2 separate regions of the Mus musculus genome follow, and region 2 is linked to region 1. A link is a loop called in an ENCODE intact Hi-C map of the cell type or tissue named here. Cell type or tissue: heart. All regions are shown on one strand. Links, peaks and the distances in the headings refer to the core of each region. The heading gives the core; the rest is flanking DNA.

The links. Peaks named below come from ENCODE experiments on the same cell type or tissue, not always from the same donor. Only the 100,000 strongest peaks of a DNase experiment are listed, where the experiment ranks them.
Region 2: it touches region 1 in a loop (2.3-fold over the local background); 4 of 42 quality-filtered maps call a loop at or near these places.

Annotation. Positions count from the first base shown.
Region 1 is chr8:13,600,718-13,605,107 of GRCm38, reverse strand. All of the region lies in intron 4 of Rasa3 (RAS p21 protein activator 3), which reads left to right. Among named protein-coding and RNA genes, the nearest start is that of Gm34795, 19 kb to the right of the region's middle. In heart, for the core only: a CTCF peak has its summit at 2,308 (motif pointing left); a DNase peak (open chromatin) is centred at 3,651.
Region 2 is chr8:13,756,442-13,760,768 of GRCm38, reverse strand. It overlaps Cdc16 (CDC16 cell division cycle 16), which reads right to left and starts at 3,113. Exons shown (of 18, transcript NM_027276.3): 1 at 2,915-3,113; 2 at 1,717-1,771; 3 at 1,532-1,629; 4 at 201-239. The coding sequence starts at 2,962. The region is part of intron 1 of Gm46032 (a long non-coding RNA gene); the gene reads left to right. In heart, for the core only: a CTCF peak has its summit at 2,196; DNase peaks (open chromatin) are centred at 2,338 and 3,108; H3K4me3 peaks cover 2,281 bases; H3K27ac peaks cover 1,836 bases.

The sequences.
Region 1 (4,390 bases), core at 143-4,142:
CATATATAAACCATCACACTGACCTTAGCATGGCCACTCTTAAAATTGCCTGTAAGAGGGGATGGCAGGTGTCACATGCCCAGGGTGCAAACCTGTTTATGACTGTGGCCCTTGTCATGAGCCCTGGTTTTAGATAAAGGACAGCTGCAATGACCTTTCACTTTGCCTGCTATGTCCATGTTATGGCTGGGAGCTGGGTCACAGAATTCAGCTCCCCTGTTCAGGAGTAACATGGGTAGTTGGTCAGCCTCTGCAAGCCTCATCTGTATAAAGTAGAGGTTTTGTAGGCCATGGAGACTTACATGTAGCCTAGCAGTGCTAGGTGCATTGTGGGATATGGAGGTTTATGCTGGTTTTATCCTGAGTAGATAGAGTCTGGGGAAAGTCCATGAAACAGACATACTGTAAAGAGCCGGGTTGTAGGAAAGAACTCAGCAGAAAGAATTTACTAACAGTTAACGGGGGAAGCTCTGAGCTGTGCATCCTTGTGTCCTAGGACTCCAAGACTACAGACGAGGCTAGTCTGCCTGCCCCACATCCTCAAGGTTCTCTTCCTCAGTCTGGCTTTTCTAAGCACAGGGCAAGGGTGTCAAGGCCAAAGGTCATCCACCCGTAGAGTTGGCAGTGAGATCAGCACAAGAGAAAGTGAGGCACTGAGTAGAATCTCATGGCCACGGTGCAAATGAGCATGCAGAAATTTCACTCACGGAGGGACACATGTAATTTCCAATTCATTGACCCAGCCTCCCAAGGGCCCACTTGTGCCGTGGGAGCTAAGTAATGCAGCGATCACCTACGGAAGCAATCATGGTTCTCCGGCAGGAAAGGAGAGCCTTTTCTGAAGGCAACAGTCCCCCTTCCCTCCCTGGCTCAGGAAGCTTCTCCATTGCCAGGAGTTTCAGCCTTATTCCTCCTTAGATTCCCAAGGCCAAGGTCAGCTCAGCACCTGCACAGAGCTGCAAGATCCCTTCCAGGCGTAGTCTTCCTCGAGTTAGAGTTCATTAACAAGTCTTTGCTGTTTATTAGGCATTGAATTTTTAAATGGCTGCAGGTTCACAGGACGCTGCAAACAGAAGTCCACAGGAATATTGCCAGGAAGTTTGGATGTTATCTTTTTCCCCGTCTAAAGCCCCCCTAGCCTGGCCTTTCTAACTGTCTTAGTTAGGTTTTCACTGATGTGAACAGACACCATGACCAAGGCAAGTCTTATAAAGGACAACATTTGATTGGGGCTGGCTTACCGGTTCAGAGGGATAACATTTGTGAGCACCCAGGCGTGGCTGGTACAGGTCACATGACTGTGTACTTATTCTGTCTGATCTCACCAGTGTACGCACAAGCACGCATGCACACGCAAGCACACACATACATGTACATATACATACACACACATGCACACACAGGTACACAAGCATCTGTATGCGCATGTGCACACACATGCACAAGAATACACACACACATGCATGTACACATACATGCACGCACACACATGCATACACACATGCACACACACATGCACACGCATGCAGTTCATGCACACACTGTTCAGGGATTTTAGTGTCTCATAAACCTTGCCACTCTAACCATTGCTAAGTACAGCTCAGTGCCATCGTGGGCATTCCTGTGTTCTTTGCCATTACCCTTCTCCAGATCTCTTTCAACCCATTAAACCCAGGTTCCCAGGCTCAGAATCTACCACTCCACTGGGCCAGGAGTGAGGGCGTGGGTGGGTGGGTAGGCAGCGACTTTGCTTAGAACTCAGGTGAGTTCATCTCTTGGGACGGTCTCGTTAGACGAGTGTTACATCACAGGTCCATGAATGTTGTACTGTGTCAGGATCCCTGCCTTCCTTAGGCTGGGGGCCTGAACCACATTTTACATACCTGTTAACCATGTGAGTTATTGATACTGCTGGGCTAGTAGATGTCTTTGCAACTTTAGCCCTTGTACACATTTGTATCACAGCTACTACAATCAAGATTCAGAACCATTTTATCACCACAAAGCTATCGGTATAGATGCATATGTCAATCTCATGTCTGGAGGGGGATTTCTTCTCAATGCTGGAAGGTGACTAAGGCATCATTGGGGCAGCTCAATTTTTCCTTGAAGCTTGGCGTGTATGTCAGTGAAAATAGATCTTGACCTCAGCCCTCTAGTCGTCTGAGACCTAGGATCCTGAAAGGCAATTGAAAAGGCTGGAGAAATGGAGCAATAATTAAAGAAAGCCCAGCATCCCCTTGGTAGTCCTCAGCCAACTATAACTCCAGTTCCAGGAGATTTAACGCCCTCTTCTGGCTACCGCAGGCACTGCATGCACGTGACACACAGTAGTGCATGCAGGCAGAATCCCCACATACGTAAAAAGAAATAAATCTCAAAAAAAAATAATTAAAAAAAAATAAGTCTTCGCTGCTGTTGCTGGGCTGAGGGATAAGTAGGTCTCTGTAGGACTCGGTCCCTCTCTGGTGAGTGTGACACTAGAACTTCATTCACAGTGGCCGAGATAGGGAGGCGGCACCTCCCCTTAGCCTGACCTTTAAATGGTAACCGCCATCTTTGCTCCGCAGCTGTGGCTTGTTTTGAAAATGTCACATTTACAGTTTCTAGAAGGGCAGAGAGAGTGGCATTTGGGTTCTTGGATCCACCTGTTTTGTAATTTGTGGGAAGGAATCACACATTACAGCAGAGGGAACGGGGCCCACAAGAGAAACCATGTGTCACTAGAAGTGGAGAAAAAGACAGCTAAATGTCTTGCTTCCTTCTGGAACCAACGCTGTTCAGAGGTCTTTGATGAGCCGCTTTATTATATAGAACCAGCCACTTCTGCTGCTCCCTTCACAGAGACTCGTCAGCTACGGGGATGGCCCTGTCAGGAAGGCAGGGGCTGCAGCTGGCGTGGCGCCCCACAGCCTCCAGCATCCTCTGGTTCTGAATGGTATGGAGAAGGATGGCACTGGCCCCTCCCCTACTGCAACACCCCATATCTGTGTTTCTGAACTGGTTATGGACATGTAATGTATTCAGGACATATGGTATGTCACCCTAGATCTGCCATTCATACAGGCAAATACCATCTTGGTCAGAGAAGGGGTGGGCATGCCACCTCTCCCAGAGTGTTTGGGAGTGTGTCTTTAGTGTCAGATCATATAAAAGGTTGCCAGTGGTTGCCCATGGTCAAGGGCCACTTTTTTCTCTGGGGTTTTTGAAAGCATGGGAGCTGAGAAAAGTGTTGACTTCCTTCCCTGGCCCAGTCCTGCCTCTGGGTTTGTTTGCTTTTGTTTGTTTGTTTGTTTGTTTGTTTTGTGCGTGCCTCATCCGGTCTTGGCTACACAAATCTCACCTAGAGCCATCTCCACATTTCTCCCTGCCTTGGCCTAGTGACCACTCAGGCTGGTAGGGATGGTTTAGAGGGGAGTGTCCCTTAAGGAGCCACCCTCTCATGATGACCTGGCCAGGAGTCCTCTCAGTTTCATGAGGCAGCAATACATTCGAAATTTTGTTACCAGTTAAGTTTTTGGGGACACTAAGCAGAGATCTGAGCTGTGTCCATCTTCCTGGAGCCTTGACAGCCCCCTTCATAACAGCGTTGGCAGTCATTGTTTCCCAAAGTACACACCCTCGGTGTTAAGTGGGCCACAACCCGCTTGCTGCACAGGCGGCGTTCCTTTGCATGCTCAGGTTGGACACACCCTCACTGAGGTCTTGGGAAGTTGCGTCTTTCTCTTTTTGTTTGGGTAACCTGACTACAGGTCTATCGCTTCAACGATCTCTTCAGCGGATCTGTTTGGGGTTTTGATTTCCTCTCACTTCCTGCTTTTCAGATTTTGCTGTTTTTGGTGTGTGTGTGTGTGTGTGTGTGTGTGTGTGTGTGTTTGGTTATTTCTGCTTTCGGAGGATAACTCTGTCCTAATTTACTGATTCCGGGTCTTTCTCCTTCCCAGAACATGCATCCCACGAATCCTGCTAAGCTGTACTTTCATTTTCATTTATTTAAAAATACTTTTAAATTTGCCTTAAGACTTCTCTAACCAGAGTGATATTTGGAAGTCGTAATCTTCGTGTATTTGGAGGGTTTCTTTTGGTTACCAGTTTCTAGTCCGTCCCGTGAGTGCTGAGAGTGGACTCTGGTTTTCCCCCCATGTATCTGATGAATGATGCTGAAGGTACTTCCCTTGTCCCCAGCGAACTCAGTAGGGTAGTCCCTGCTGTGTGACAAGGTCTAGGAACTCCGATTAGCTCCTCTCAGGACCTCATACAGTGGAACCGGGCCACCTGTCACCGCCTCTGTTCTCGGACATTCTTGATATTCATCTCAAGGCTGGAGGGAAGACTTGTGGCACTTCCTTTCCAGGCCATGAAATAATGTTTCTCTCTCGGATCAGAGTGA
Region 2 (4,327 bases), core at 1-4,000, 160 kb before region 1:
CATTATTTAAATTAAATGACTAAAGAACAAATTAAGAATGAATATTTTATAGAAAATAATACTAAAAACGACATTTTTTACACAATGCTATGCTAAGTCATCATGTTTCAACTTGGTGGAACAGCTGCCATGCACCTGTGAAGGCTGCATACTGCTCACAGTCACATTTCCACATTTAAACAGAAACCAAGCACACTTACGTGGCATCTAGCTGCAAGGTATCGGCAAGCTTCATACAACTAGAAAAGAAAGAAGTGAGAAAATCAAACACTTTACATGTGTAACATGTTTGTGTAATGCAAAAATCACACACATCTACTTTAAAAGAAAACTTACGCATGGAGAGTTTTAGACTTTCTCCTTTACAGCTAAAAAAAAAAAAGAAAGAAAGAAAGAAAAAAGAAAGAAAGAGCCCCAGTCTTTTTAGCAAACATCAGAAACATGTTAAAGGCACCAAAGATCCAAGAGAAGTTATGGGCCTGCAATCCCAACCTCAGAGGCTGAGACAGGAGAATTGCCCTGAGCCCAAGAATTGGAAACCAGACTAAGAAAAACAGTGACAGCTGATCTCAAAGCAAGCAAACTGGGCTGTCAAGCCAGCTCAGGAGTTAAAGGTACTTGCCATAGACTGAGGACCAGAGTCTGGTCGTCAGGGACCCAAATGATAGGAGAGGACAAACTCCCACAGGTAGTTTAGGACACACACACACACACACACACACACACAGAGACTATATAAAGAAGTTTAATATTAAAAAGCAAAAATTTGCCAGGCATGGTGGCGCACGCCTTTAATCCCAGCACTTGGGAGGCAGAGGCAGGCGGATTTCTGAGTTCGAGGCCAGCCTGGTCTACAGAGTGAGTTCCAGGACAGCCAGGGCTATACAGAGAAACCCTGTCTGGAAAAACAAAAAACAAGCAAAATAACAAAAAATTTCAAGCAAACAAAAGCAAAACCATTACAATGAGAATTTAAGAGACCAGACAGGTGGGCAAGAGGTGGGAAATGAAAGATTGGGACTTGAAGTGAGAGCCTTGCTCTTAGGCTGAAGAGATGGCTTGGCAGTTAAGAGTGCCTGCTGCTCTTCCAAAGAACACAAGTCTGTTCCCATTGCTCAGAGAGCACTTCACAGTGCCTGGAACTTCAGTTCCAAAGAATCCAATGCTGCCTTCCGGTTTCTGGAGGCACCCACACTCATGTGGCACACACATAAACACATAAATAAAAATAAAAAAAAAAAGCTCTTAGCCAGGTGTGGTGGGACACACCTTTGATCCCAGCACGAGGTAAAGGTAGGCAGATATATGTGAGTTAGAGCCAGCCTGATATACCAATTGAGTTCCAGGACAGCCAGGGCTGCTACTTAGAGAAACCTGGTCTCAACAGCCCCCGAACCCCCAAGAAAAACCCAAACCAACCGATAAAACATTTTTTTTCTCATAAAAATAAAAAATTGGAGTTCTTTTAAACACACACCCAACATGAGGCCCCAGTGGCGTTTCCGACATCTCCCACAGCTTCGGTACTTACTTTGTCCAGCTTGCGTGACCGGAGCGCATGGGCTGCTCGGTGGTACTGCGCTGTGAGGTAAAGGCACTGAGCCAACCAATAAACATCCTGGGGCTCCTCTGAGGGGCAAAATTACACAAGTGGTCAGAGGCTCATGGGGAGCTTTCTAGAGATTAATTAGGGGAAATAAATTGCATGTCACTCACCATGAGAGAGTGAAGCTACCTTGTCTGCCCAAAACAGAGCACTTTGATACTGTTGCTGCATACAAAAAGCAAACACAGGGTGACTGCTGTTGCCCCCACAGTCGACTAATATAAATCCACACACCAAATCCACCACTCACTACAACACGTTCTTAGATGTAGCACGGGGCCCACCAATCACCTGTATTTTACAGCTCAGCTAGTGTGAGTTTTAGGTCGTCATTACCGTAAGAACTTCATATATACAATTCAAGATAGCAGTTTAACTCATACACTACCAAAAATGTATCAGCTAGTATCTAAAACAGTGCATAAGCGATTGAAATGCAGTCATCTAGAACTTCTGATACTGACATTTATGTAATAACACTTCCCACAAGCTCAAATGAATCCTAAAGTAGCATCTAGCAGAGCACTAGATTCAAATATTTCACAATTAAACCCATAACCCTTAACAGTCACTGGTCATGGGCAATGTCGCCCCCTGTAGTCAACTCTAACAACACTTAATCTGACAGCGGAAAGACACTCAGGAATCTGTCCTGGTTAGTGCTGATCCCTAGCTCTTACTGCCTCTGCCTCAGTTCCTCAGGATATAGTCAGAACAGGGTAGCCCAATGAGTAGCCAGGAGAAAGTCTTATGGACCCGAGAATCTGCTCTGAACAGATGCCCCCAGAGTGAAAAAAGAGGCCCACATTGTCCTCTCTACATCTCAGTGCCAAAGAAAATAATCACAAACCGACTGCCCCTTAGCACGCAGCCTTCCAGCGAAGTGCAAACCTCTGGCTCATTCACTTAGCATCTCTTCCGTTTCCCATTTATCGGGAGAGCAAGCATTTTAGCAAAAAACCAAATGACATGACAATGACGTGGACCCCAGAGACACCCCTTCCCTCGAATAGTCCCGGCTTGTCCACTCGAGAGCAGCGCGGAGGCTGAAGATCCAGCACGGGGTATTGTTTCCAGTCCTAACTGGAGACAGCTAGCTTGTCTTCCCAAGTATTCTGTCCAATAAGAAACACAACTAAATCCTCCCAAATGTCCTACGGTCCGGCCAGATTCCAAGGTCCCAGTGCAGCCGTCCCAGCCCAGCCCAGCCCTGCTCCCGCAGTCCACGCAGGATCGGAGCCATCGGGGCCGCGCTCCCCGCCGGGCCCCACCGCCCCGAAGCCCAGCGTCCGGCCCCCCGCCGCGCACCTGGTCCAGGTACTGCCGGACGCGTTTGCGCAGCGGCTCCAGGTTCATGGCCGCGAGGCCAGGGCAGGCACCCGACGCCCTCTCGAGCCTCCGCGCGCCCCCGGGGTGTCGAGGGACCCAAGCCCGCCGACCACCGCCCGGACCAGACCCCGCGCGCCACACGGCACTTCCGCTCCGACAGGCCCTACCCCGGAAGTCCCGTGCAAAAGCGTTCCCCCCGTCGGGTGTGTGCCCACTCTAATGGTTCCGTGGCGATCTTGGGCGCCAGCTCCTAGTCCTAACCTGTTCGCCTTTGTCCGGGAGGGAAAAGGGATCTAGCGGGACTCCGTGCCTTCCGGGAGTGGAAGAGACGCTTCTATAGCTACCCTTCTCCCTACCGGATATTTTTAAGATCGAATTTTTCTCTCTACAGTCCTGGGTGGTCCAGAGCTGTCCCTGGGTACCAGACTGGCCTCTTACTTTCAGACTCCTACACACACACACACACACACACACACACACACACACACAAACACACCTCCTTGGGTGCTGGAAATAAAGAGGTCCATCACCACACAGGGTATTTTGTGTTCTTAAAATTCCATTCTGTGCACTGTGCAGCCTTTTGAAAGTATAGAGACTGGTACCACTCAAATGTTCTGCTCTCACCCCTGTGAGCAGTTGGCTGCATCCTTTTCTGTGAATGACACATATGTATGACAGGGTAATATTTTAAGGACACACACACTTTTCCTGTCTTCTCCATTTGTAGGTAGTGATCCAACCGTACTTATTGACTTGAAGCGGGTGTGTGGTAAGGCATAGTTGACCATATTTACGGCTGTTTTCATTCATTTTACGAATAGAATTGTTTTATAAAGGAAATTTGTGCTGTCACCACAGATGGTAAACATCAAAGACAGGAATTTAATCTTTAAGTCAGATGTTATTCAGAGAGCTAGTTATCTGAGAAAGAAGCGGATTAACATTCTAACACCCCGTCTTTTTATCTCATCTCCAGCCAAGAAAACCTTATAAAGAGCAAACAAAGGCAATTATTCCAAAGTTTAATACTGCCTCTGGTCAAGGGTCAGCCTTACTCCTGAGATTATACTGGTTTGTGTCTCCGTATGTCTCCTGCACTTCTTCCTGTTATTGCTCTGTGCAGCTGGGTTTGCACCGTCCCAGGCTGCCGAGACCTTCATTGTTCCTGGAGAGACACTTGGGACAAACAAACGATTAGCAGTGTGTATGTGTTGAGCTATTTGCAGAATGCATTGCAGGTTTCTTTACGACAGTACGAAGCACAAGTGTATGCTTGCAGAATATTAAGGAGCCCCATCTGCCTCTCCTGTCTGCAGTGAATTTTCCTGAATTGTCTTGAGTTTCCCATGATCTCTCTGTAAAGCCTACAACAACACTATGGAGTTCCTC